2 separate regions of the Homo sapiens genome follow, and region 1 is linked to region 2. Evidence: chromatin contacts called from ENCODE Hi-C or POLR2A ChIA-PET data. All regions are on one chromosome and are shown on one strand. Each heading gives the region's core, a stretch centred on a gene start or an enhancer-like site at or near the end of the contact. The rest is flanking DNA. Distances are from core to core; before and after follow the strand shown.

The links. A loop is a pair of places that touch in the nucleus more often than their neighbours do. ChIA-PET counts read pairs that join two places held with the same protein, here RNA polymerase II (POLR2A). Pooled maps may share reads with other maps.
Region 1: a loop to region 2 is called in a pooled map, with 2.4 times the contacts of the local background. The contact joins the enhancer-like site here to the promoter of TNFRSF14-AS1 in region 2. A Hi-C loop is called at or near these places in 4 of 168 maps with a recorded cell type or tissue (B cell, CD4-positive, alpha-beta memory T cell, GM12878 and 1 more), 25 of 37 single-sample maps with no recorded cell type and 17 of 50 pooled maps. POLR2A ChIA-PET finds 5 or more read pairs at or near these places in 2 of 52 experiments (activated B cell and activated CD4-positive, alpha-beta T cell).

What each region holds. Positions count from the first base shown.
Region 1 is chr1:2,289,341-2,295,431 of GRCh38, forward strand. All of the region lies in intron 1 of SKI (SKI proto-oncogene), which reads left to right. Among named protein-coding and RNA genes, the nearest start is that of SKI, 64 kb to the left of the region's middle. RefSeq lists enhancers at 2,123-2,172, 3,544-4,454, 4,695-5,195. Within about 2 kb of position 1,436, at least 32 of the 41 ENCODE cell types and tissues checked have a DNase peak (open chromatin) inside an H3K27ac peak, as active enhancers do; they include B cell, where a contact is called at or near this core.
Region 2 is chr1:2,555,761-2,560,761 of GRCh38, forward strand. It overlaps TNFRSF14-AS1 (TNFRSF14 antisense RNA 1), which reads right to left and starts at 1,251. Exons shown (of 7, transcript NR_037844.2): 1 at 1,217-1,251; 2 at 1-936. It overlaps TNFRSF14 (TNF receptor superfamily member 14), which reads left to right and starts at 611. Exons shown (of 8, transcript NM_003820.4): 1 at 611-973; 2 at 1,966-2,074; 3 at 2,583-2,708; 4 at 4,063-4,218; 5 at 4,864-4,954. The coding sequence starts at 905.

The DNA.
Region 1 (6,091 bases), core at 186-2,685, 270 kb before region 2:
TGCCCATTACAGGCCACCTCTCCTGCCAGCCAGTCTTCGAGGGCTGGTCACCACGTGGCCACTTTGTGAGGCCCCTCCTCTAAGATCAAATGTGGCACTGCAGAGCTACACCAACCCCGAGCCCCGCGCAGGGCAGGGCAGGAGAACCAAGATCGTGGGGGTGGGGGGGTGCAGGGCAGGGCAGGAGAACCAAGATCGGGGTGGGGGTGCAGGGCAGGGCAGGAGAACCAAGATCGTGGGGGTGGGGGGGTGCAGGGCAGGGCAGGAGAACCAAGATCGTGGGGGTGGGGGTGCAGCACAGGTCGTGCTCCCGGGGCTGGCTGTAGCGGCTCTCCCCTCCCCCGAGCCCACCGTGTGCTTCTTGTCCAGCCTTTTGAGATGACCACAGCTCTCAGTTTGGCCCCACAGCAGCATCTGGGTTGACGTCCCTGATGAGGTTTGGAAACAGCAGAGAAGGGGTTGTCCTCTTCCACCAAGAGCCTGGCTGGCCTGGCCTCCCTCTGGGCAGCACCTGGCTGGGCTGACTGGGCAGAGGGAAGGGGTGGCCTGGCCAGGGTGAGCATGGGGTGCTTGCCACTCCACAGAGGGGGTGCAGGAGGCGCCTCCAGGCCACGTTGCTCCAGGACATGCCACCTCCACAGCCCCCTCCTTGGAGTCTTTCCTCAAGGTCTTAGGATGGCTGTTTGTGCCCTAGCACAGAGACCCTTGCCCTCTTGTGTGGCGCCGGGGGTCCCTGTTGGTCAGGGATGTTCCTAGAGTGGGGAGGGAGTCGGTAAGGCAAGGGTGATGTTGGTTGTAAGGGGTGGAGTCCTTGGTCTTAAGAGATCAGGCAGGGCAGCCCTGGGCTGCCCCCGGCAGAGCCTTTGCCCCAGGCAAGTCCCGGGGCTCCTGGGAAGAGGCTACTTCTCAGCCTCTTGAGAGGGCCTCCAGGGCACAGGCAGGGAGCAGCTGTGAGGGTGTGGCTGTGATGGGGACTCTTGACTGCAGTGTGGATGTGAGCTGATTGGGGGTAGGCCAGCCTTCTGTGCGGGACACTTGGGAACTGAGGGGACACAGCCGCCACCCTGCACTGCTCAGCCTGAGCACCTCTCTGGCTGTTTGGTGCTGCACGTGTTTCTGGGCATCTGAGATGAGGCCCCAGGGCCTTTGCTTCCAGACACCAGGGGAGAGAGACCAGCCCCAGAACAACAGTTGGCGGGTGGGCTGGGGTCGTCAGAGCTTCTGACCTCATCAGGGGCTCCCCCAGAGTTTTCTGTGCGCTGCCGTGTGTCTGGGCCAGCGCTGGGGGCAAGCGATGCCTTCTGTGGTTTGAGGTCTTGTAGGCAGGAGGAGGAGGAGGAAGAGGGCACCTGCTGAGATACTTCACTGGTCTGAGGGCCCCTTCTGCCCCAGCTAGCGCTTGGGTGAGGGTTGGGCTTGCGGAGCCGTCCTGTAAAGCCGGGGATGGCAGGACGCATTGTCACCCCCTCCTGCCGCTCTTACGAAACACTCTTAATTGAGTCCGATTCTTGGTGAATCAGCCTTCCAAGAACCGCGACCGCAGCATCCTGTGCCGCTTCTGTGTTCCGCATTTTTCTCTTTCTGCAGCGTTTCCTCTCATTCTGGATGGAAAGGCCTGTTTGTCTCCCTCAATCTTTGGCGAGGGTGGCAGGCAGCCAGGCGGCCATTACGGGCCGCGCCTCCCACCAGCCAGTCGCTGGCAGGAGCGTCCGGGGAGGGAGCAGACCCCGTTCACCCTCACCCCAGAACTGAAGCAGCGAGGGGACCCAGACGAGCTGCGAATGCAGGCGCTGGGGATGCTCATGCCAGCTTGCTGTTCTTGGGAGTCTGTTTATTCTTTTAAGCTATTTCAGCATTTACCTTCAGTAGCATCGGAGGAAAAGAACGATACATTCGCCCCAGTGTGTCCCCTGGGGGACCTCTGGCTAATTTTCGGATTCCGAAAGTGAGGTTTTGCAGGGCTGTGTGGCCACTCCTTTGTGGTCGGCCCCAGTGTCATCAGGCTGGTTTCAAATCTGGGGTCTGTGGTTCGAGGCTGAGTGCAGGGCTCAGGCTGGATGGGGAGGGTGAGAAGAGTGGGGCCAGACTTCCCGGGGTCAGCACACACATCTAGGGTCGTCATGGAGCCCATGGCAGCACTGCCTGGCCATTGGCCCCTGGTGGACGCCTCAGACCGAGGTCCCAGGAGAACCCCAGCAAGGTTGGGGCTGCAGAGGGAGCCCTCCCCGGGACAGCAGCTGGACCAGAACAGAAGCTGGGCCCTCCCCCACCCCCTCAGTCTCTGCAGCCCCCACCCTCCTTCCAGCACCTTCCCCCCTGGATGGATGGGTCTTTGTGTTTTGATGCCCCTTGGCTCTGGCATTGTGGGGGGGCCCCCTGGGGCATGAGGAAGAGGGCCAGTGCCAAGGCCCCGAGGGAGCGCTACTAATTGCTACTCAGTTTCCTTAGAAAGATTTGGCTTTTTGTCATCAACAGCGCTAAAGTAACAGCAAAGATGACCTACTTAAGCGAAAGAAAAATCCGAGTGAACCTTTAAAGCTGGTATTCTCACTTCATTTTGGGGCTTGGGGTTGTCTTGCAGATTCAATCTGTTTCCTCTGTGCCACAATAATCAGAAAATAGGTTAATTTAAGCCCAATATGAAAAGTGAATTATCATGTGTGAAATATTAATGGCACTTACAAAAATAGCTTTATAATTTCTTGAACCGTGAAATCTTCAGAGAAGGCCCATAGCTCACGTGAGCCGATTCTTGAGTGAGGGTATTTGGGGGTGCACCTGGAGGAGACAGCGATGGTCTCAGCAGGGTTTGTCTCTAGAGTGCCTCAGCGCGAGCTTCTGCCAGTCCCCGGAGAGGAGTCCCCACGCCTCCTTGCCCTGCTCAGGGCTGCACGGGAGTTGCCACGTAGGAGAGCACAGCCCACCTTGGGCTTTTGGGGTTCGGGCTTTTGGAGTTTGTCCAGGCTTTGGGGTGGGGCTTTGCCTGTAGAAGCTCTGAGCTGTGCTGCATGGTAGGGTGACCGCAGTGGGCTGCCCTGGGTGCCCCATGAAGGACTGAGCAGTGGGGTGACCCTTCATCTAGCAGACGTTCATCAGGGACCTGCTGTGGGCCAGGCTGGGGTCACACTCAGAACTGACTGCAGCCAGGTGGAGACCCCACCTCGAGAGCTCCTCCTTCCTAGCTGTGTAGCCCACACCCCCTGGGGAGCCGTAGCAGTGTGGGGGCAGCTCTGATGGAGGGGTGTGTACCTGGCCACAGCTGTCTCTGGGCTGTGGTCATCACCCACAGGTCCTTTTCAGATGCGGTGCCCACCTGGGTGTGTGGACATGACCCTTGCCTAAGGGAGGGAGAGAGGAAGGCCTGGTACCAGGCAGTGTCCTCTGCCTGTGCCCCTGCTGGGGAGGACGTGAGGGCCTGTGGCTTTTAGGAACCTTGAGGAGGTGGGGGTGGTCTTCTGACGCCGGCGGGGCTCCTGAAGGTGCAGGAAGGCACAGTTTGTGCAGAGTCCCCTTCGGAGGAAGCAACGCCTGTCCCTGGCGGGGCCGCTGAGCCAAAGGCCGTGTCTCAGTGGCACCCTCTCCCAGCCGAGGATGTCGGCACCATTTGGGCCCGTGGACTTCCTCCAGTCTCTGGGTGGTGGTGAGTGGGGCCTGCTGTTGTCTAGCAGCCACTGTTCTGTGGGGCTTCACTCCTGGGCAGGGTGCACGGGAGAGCAGGGGTTGGCAGGAACCCGGCAAATTTGTCAATAAACCTGAACCTGAAGTCCCACAAGGACGGAGGCTCAGTAGGGCTCGGGCCTGAGCGGGGCAGGCCAGTGTGAGCTGGGGGTTGGGGCAGGCCACTGTGCGGAGCGGGGTTCTGGCCACCACAGGGCTTTTGTTCTGTTGCTTTGGTTGGCGATCGGGACTCACCATGTTAGACCTGAGGTTCGTGGTGGGATCCACCGGCGTGGCCCTGGGTGGCTGCCCTGTGTGCTCAGGGAGCAGTCACGGGCCCTGAGTGGTGTTGCCCGTGGGCCTGGAAGGTCCAGCCGAGGGTTGGGGCCTGCGGATGTCGCTTCTCTGAAGATGAGAAGCCAGGGCGAGGCCCCCCCCCAACATCTGGAAGGTTCTCCTGCGTCGCCCTCTCCTTCCAGGCACATTTGGCCGTCCCCTTTTCTGCGTGTCTGTCCCCACCATCGTGCCCTCTTCTTCTCTGGACTGCGTTTGGATGATTTCTTTGAACGGTTTTTATTCTGGAAAGTTCTGCTCGAGCATCTGGTATCTCCCTGGTGTTTGGGATGTCTCCTTCTCATTCCCCCGTGTCTTGCTTTAAGCTGCGTGTCCTCGTGTTTCCGCTGCCCCTGTTCTTGGGCACTGCGTTGTGTTCTGTCTGGGATCCCCGTGCAAGGCCCCTGGGTCTGGTGGCTGCTGCCCGGCCTCTGGGACCGTCTACCTGTCCCAGCCCCCGTTTCCCCGCTTCTTCAGCTGGCACCTTGAAACTCCGTGCCAGGTGAGCAGGCCTGTGGCTGCAGGTTCCCGGAATCTGTCGTGGGTTCTGGGTTGTCCCTTCCAGTGCAGGCGGTGGTCACCGCGCCACCATGGGGGTCCAGGCAGCAGGATGGTCATGTGATGGGGGCCACTCTGGGCTTTTCATTCTCCTTTCATCTGTGGCCTCGGAGGCTCCCCATGTTTTCTGAGGTGCACAGAACATGGAGGGGTGCTCATCTCATGTCAGATATTGGAAGGATGTCGTGCAGGAAGGTTCGAGGGTCTCGGGGTGGTCCTGAGAAGCCGATGTGATAGGTGCGGCAGCTTCCTCTTCCCCTGAGCGGGGGCTTCCAGAGCCTCCCTCCCACTGGTGCCCATGGGGTTTGAGCCTGATAGCTCCGCAGGATTCAGCTGCTGTGAGTCACAGCCAGGATGGAGAGGTCTAAGGCAGGCCTGATGCCGGGCAGGGCGACATTTCTAGAAAAGGTTTCATCTGGTGATCTGCTAAATGGCATGAAAATCACAAAATTGGCACTCAGTGACCATCAGGCTGGCTGTGTGTGGCTGCTCTCCTCAACAAGCAAATGGCTGCCCCCATCCAGAGCCCCGACTCCCGCTGGCCTCCCCCGTGCGGGGATGTGGGGACCAGGGCAGGCCCCAGAGACCACCTGACCTCTCTGGCAGGAAGAAGACCACGTCGTGCCGTTTCCTCCTCCCTTGAGCCCGTTAGCTGTCTCGGGGAACCGGTAAGCCCAGGGCCACCTTGTCACGTCCTCCACTGAACGTGGGTCCACGTAGATGCCAGCCCCTTGGTCTTGCCCAGAAGTTGTGGGAGGTGCTGGTTGCCAGGGATGGCTATGCATGTTTGTCCCCATGGCAGGGAGGCCTCTGGGGGCCTGGCCCTCCCCCCGCTAGCTGCTTCTCACATTTTTGTCTCCCCGAGAGCCACCTGCTCTCCCAGGGCCCTCAGGCCCCCGTCTGCCAGTCTCCTGGCACCTGGGCTGGGGTCTGCGCCAGGCAACTCCCACAGCAGGGCAGGATCCACCCTCCACGTTATCATTACTGCCATCCCCTGTGCCTGGGTTGGAGGCCACGCCCACCCAGTGGGGCCCCTCTGGAAAGGAGACTTGACCTCAGGGTGGTGGCAGGGCTCTGTGGGATGCCCCTGGTGACAGGGACCAGAATGTTCCCTAAAGTGGATGTCAGGCCCCTGGCTCAGATGGAGCTTTCTGTTCTTGATGGGCTTTAGAAGGTGAAAAACTAGGCTTCCAGAGGTGAAGTTGCACTGTGGGCTTTGTGGCAGGTGAGCGCTGCCTGACCCTGAACAGCTGCTAAAGACTCAGACCTGGAGCCTTCCTGGTGTCCTGTGTGTCCACGCAGGTGTGCCAGTGTGGCAGCCCTGCGCCAGGAGCTGCCCCTGCATGTCATGGCAGCATCCATGCCAGCCGAGCGCCCCTCTGGCTCCCAGGCATCTCATCCTGTCTGGCTCTGAGGGCCGTGCTGCAGTGAAAACCATTCACCTTGACAGTTTGGCTTTCGACCAAGAATTCACTGTCATATTTTTGATTTTTAAAATTAAGACTGTATTCAGATATAATTTGCGTACCATAAAATTCTTCCT
Region 2 (5,001 bases), core at 1-2,500:
TTCCATGTGATGCAGGGAGCGAGGCCGTCACGAGGGACTCACTGGTGCCTGCCTTGGGGCTCCGGGACTGTGGGCTGTCTCCATCCGGAGGTCTCCCTACCACCAGGCTCTGTGGGGCAGGGAAGCCCAGTGGGGTGCAGGGAGCCAGGAAGCTGGGGTGGGGTCAGGGCAGGGTCCACAGGGAGACCGGGCGAGGCTGGCAGCCTTCCCAGTCCGCGCAGCGTCTCTGCAGGGGGAGCAAGAGCTGCCCTTCCACCCCTCCCAGGGGACGGGTAGGGGCACTCTGGGCTTTTCCCACCCCCTCACGCAGGGACACAGGCCTGGTGGGTCTATGACTGAAATTGGCCAGACCGCATTCTGGTGGTTTTATTCGGAAGGGAAGTTTACCCTGTTCAGCAGAAGCTGAGATGGGAACAGGAAACCCACAGGGCCCCTTTATTCGGCAAAAATGTCAGTCAGCGCCCCGGGGAGCAGCCGAGGGTCCCTGAGTGTGTGAGTGAGGTGGGGAAACACAGATGGACTTTGGGGGGCTCCCCCTTCTACAGGAAACCCGGAGTGGACTGGAATGGTGCAGGGGGAGAACTCGCCCCTCCCATCGGGCGCCTCCTTCATACCGGCCCTTCCCCTCGGCTTTGCCTGGACAGCTCCTGCCTCCCGCAGGGCCCACCTGTGTCCCCCAGCGCCGCTCCACCCAGCAGGCCTGAGCCCCTCTCTGCTGCCAGACACCCCCTGCTGCCCACTCTCCTGCTGCTCGGGTTCTGAGGCACAGCTTGTCACACCGAGGCGGATTCTCTTTCTCTTTCTCTTTCTCTTCTGGCCCACAGCCGCAGCAATGGCGCTGAGTTCCTCTGCTGGAGTTCATCCTGCTAGCTGGGTTCCCGAGCTGCCGGTCTGAGCCTGAGGCATGGAGCCTCCTGGAGACTGGGGGCCTCCTCCCTGGAGATCCACCCCCAAAACCGACGTCTTGAGGCTGGTGAGCCCCCGAGCCTCCTCTCCGTCTGCTCGCAGATCCCAGTTCTGACCCCAGGGCCTCCCACAGATCTCTTCCCCATGCCCCTGTCCTGGCCGTTGCTGGCTCCGGCGTCCAGCCCGTCCCCTGCTGCCTGGGGCTCTCGGGTCAACCCAGACCCCCAGCACTGGGCTCACCACAGTGGGGTGAGCAGCAGAGCCACAGCCCTACCCAGCAGACCTCCTCCTGCGTGTGTCCCCCACTCACCACTCCGTCCACGGGCAGCTGGTGAGCCCCCATTTGGCCGGATGTGGGCACTTCTGGGGGCTGGGTGTCTCTGGGCGTCTCTGGGCGGGGCCCTCGAGCAGGTGACCCAACTCCCCGGCAGCCCTGACCTTGGTGACAGGTGATAAGATCAGTGTGCAGCAGGGGGCTGGACCCAGGTGGGTGGGGTGGGGATACTCTCCATGCTCATGTGGCACTCCTGCCTGTCCAGCCACTATCCCCATCAGGGGCCCCCGACTGCCCATCAGCCAGCCCAGGAACGAGGCCACGGCAGAGCCACCCTCCCCGATGTGGCCCTGATCAGCCTGTCACCCACTGTCTGGCTTGTGAGCCTCTGGGGCCCATCCCTGGCTGCCCCTGCTGGCTCTTCAGGGGTCAGCAGGTCCAACCTAGGCCAGCAGGGGGGCCGGCAGGTTGTCTGCCCAGTGGGCTCAATGCTCCCAGGTGTGGGGTGTGGGGTCCCTGGCGAGGGCAGAGTTCCAGTTCCCAGGGCTCCGCGCTGCCAGGCAGCGTCATCAGGGCTGGAGGAGGGGCGGTCCCCACCCTATCCCGGGCTCCAGCGGTCGGCAAGGTTGTTCCATGAGCCTGGCCTGGGGCCCGCTTCTGTCCTCTCTACCAGGCACTGCCGCTCCTCCCCATTGCACAGAGGGAGATTCAGGCTGTGGGGCCAAGCCTGGCAGAGCCCACAGGGCAGCCAGGGCATCTCCCAATGCCTGTCCTGACCCCCTTAGGTGCTGTATCTCACCTTCCTGGGAGCCCCCTGCTACGCCCCAGCTCTGCCGTCCTGCAAGGAGGACGAGTACCCAGTGGGCTCCGAGTGCTGCCCCAAGTGCAGTCCAGGTAGGTGCAGCCCTTTGGCGGGCCAGCTCTGTGGGCCGAGGGCAGACACTCTTGCCCCCTTCTGCCCCAGACACCCCTGTGTTCTCTGCCCCCACAGCCATGGGTGTGATGAAGCCCTGGGGCTAGGTGTGCAGACAGTGAGGGCAGAACCCCCAGGCCAGCAGCTTGGACTCTTCACCCTGGGGGACCCTCACAGTCACACTGCACAGGGGGTGGGTCTGAGAGACGTGGCTGGCCCACCGTGGCCAGAGACATGGGCTCGGGGGCACATACCAGAGCCGGGCCAGGTGTCCCAGGAGGCCCCATGTGCTTCCAGAACTTTCCGATTTTCCCCAGAGCAGCTCTGCTCATGGCTGATGGGGCTGCTGTGTCCCGTGGGGCTCATGGGCCATTTGAGTCCCCTTAGCTGGTGTCTCCCTGCTTGGGCTCTGGGCGCGGGTGGAGTGATGGGTGGGCTCCCGAAGGGGCCTCCCGCAGACTTGCGAAGTTCCCACTCTCTGGGCGGCAGGTTATCGTGTGAAGGAGGCCTGCGGGGAGCTGACGGGCACAGTGTGTGAACCCTGCCCTCCAGGCACCTACATTGCCCACCTCAATGGCCTAAGCAAGTGTCTGCAGTGCCAAATGTGTGACCCAGGTAAGAGGCCAGCACAGCCGGCCCAGCCTCCGCTTGGGCAGCCTGGATGCCCCCGCACCCTGCACCCTCTCTCCATGGCCACAGTGCCCCAGGAAGGCCCCGGCTGCCCCAGGCCAGGTCCCAACCCCATCTCCATGGATGCACCCTGCAGGGGACGCCTTGAGGTCAGCCTCCGGCCCCCGTCCACCTCTGTCTCACCTCTCACTTTGTCACCGCCAGGTGGGCCATCCTGAGCTTGGCGACTGACCCTTATCCCTCGTCCTTGGCTCCTCTGGTGCCCGGGGTGGGTGCCCAGACCTCTCCTGTGCCCACGTCCCTAGCTGCAAAGTGGAATGGGATGGTGCTGGGACTCTCCGGCCGGCACTCGGGCCTGCTGCTTCCCCACAGGGCTTCTTGTCCCTTTCTCCTCCAGATATTGGTTCCCCCTGTGACCTCAGGGGAAGAGGTCACCTGGAGGCTGGTGCCCACCTGAGTCCAGGCAGACAGAAAGGGGAACCAGACCCAGAGGTGGCCTTTGAGTCACTGAGCGCAGAGCCTGTCCATGCGGCCAACGGCTCTGTCCCCTTGGAGCCTCATGCCAGGCTCAGCATGGCCAGTGCTCCCTGCGGCCAGGCAGGACTGCACCTGCGGGACAGGGCTGACGGCACACCTGGGGGCAGGGCCTGAGCCTACAGGGAGGCACAGGGCAGGTGGGCTAGCCATGAACAGAAGAGGAAGCTGGAGTGCTTTGGGGGTTCATGCATGTAGGCTGGGATTTGGGGCTCACACCTCAACCTGCATGCCCAGTTCCATGCCCCTCCCCTCTTGTGAAAGCACCTGTCTACTTGGGCTGAGGATGTGGGGGCACAGGTGGCAGGTGAGGCTGCCCTCAGGAGGGGCCCAGGCCCAGCTTGTACCCCACCTCCACCAGTACCTGAAGAAGTGGGGCTCTCACCCTACCTGCCTCTGCCATTGGAATGGCCTGGTTTGCACAGATGGGAAACCCGTTTGCGGGGTGGGTGTCTGGGTGGGCACGTGGGGCGAGGACCTGCCTGCGGGACCCTGCCCTGGAACTGACAGTGCAAGCTCGGCGTCCTGCCCATCTGGGCAGAAGGCTGGTTTCTCCCATCAACGAAGCCCTCCCAGGACCTTCCTGCAAGCCCTCGTCCCACACGCAGCTCTGCCGTCCCTTGGTGTCCCTCCCGGCCTCAGGTCCTCCATGCTGGGTACCTCTGGGCACCTCGTTTGGCTGAGCCAGGGGTTCAGCCTGGCAGGGCGCCCTGGCAGCAGTCCTTGGCCTGTGGATGCTGTCCTGGCCCGTGGATGGTGTCCCGGCCTCCACGTACCCCTCTCAGCCCCTCCTCTTGGACTCCAGCCATGGGCCTGCGCGCGAGCCGGAACTGCTCCAGGACAGAGAACGCCGTGTGTGGCTGCAGCCCAGGCCACTTCTGCATCGTCCAGGACGGGGACCACTGCGCCGCGTGCCGCGCTTACGCCACCTCCAGCCCGGGCCAGAGGGTGCAGAAGGGAGGTAAGCGGTGGGTGGCGGACACCCCTCCCATTTCCACCCTGGTCCCCAGTGCCCCGCTGTCTGGAGCCCCAGGTTTCCTCGACGGCATGGCCTGCCCAGGGGCCCTGGTGAGACAGAACCTTGGCCAGCCCCAGGCCCACCCACTTCAGCCCTGTCCTGGAAGCAGCCCAGTGGGGAACAGGTGATGGAGGCAGGGGAAGGGGCAAGGAAGGGCCACCCCAGGTTGCTCCACCTCGGGGTTCTGGGACTTCCCAGTCCCCAGGCCTCGCTCTCGGGCCCCTGGTCTGGAGCCTGGGTTTATGGGAGTGACCATGGTTAATGCCACTGTTCAAGCTAAGTCTAGGAGGAGTAAGTGTCCAGCCCTGGCCTGCATCTGGCCGGGCAGCCCCCGCAGCACTGCAGGATGTGGACACAGAGGGACTCCCGGACTCATGAGATCCCAGCTACTCAAGGCCGGGACAGCCAGAGCCACCACCCCAGGCCCCACCTCCAAGACTCTGGACAGGGAGCCTGCCCCTCCCCGCTGGTCCTCCCATCACCCGTAGAGCACCCAGGTCTAGAAGCTCACAGACAAGCAGTCCCTAGCCGCCAGCCCCCTCCTGGCCTGGTGCCCTCAGCCCCCTCTGTCCGTCCCTCTCTTCTCAGGCACCGAGAGTCAGGACACCCTGTGTCAGAACTGCCCCCCGGGGACCTTCTCTCCCAATGGGACCCTGGAGGAATGTCAGCACCAGACCAAGTAAGTGAACCCGGGGGAGGCCCAGCTCTGTGCCCTGGGGAGGGGGC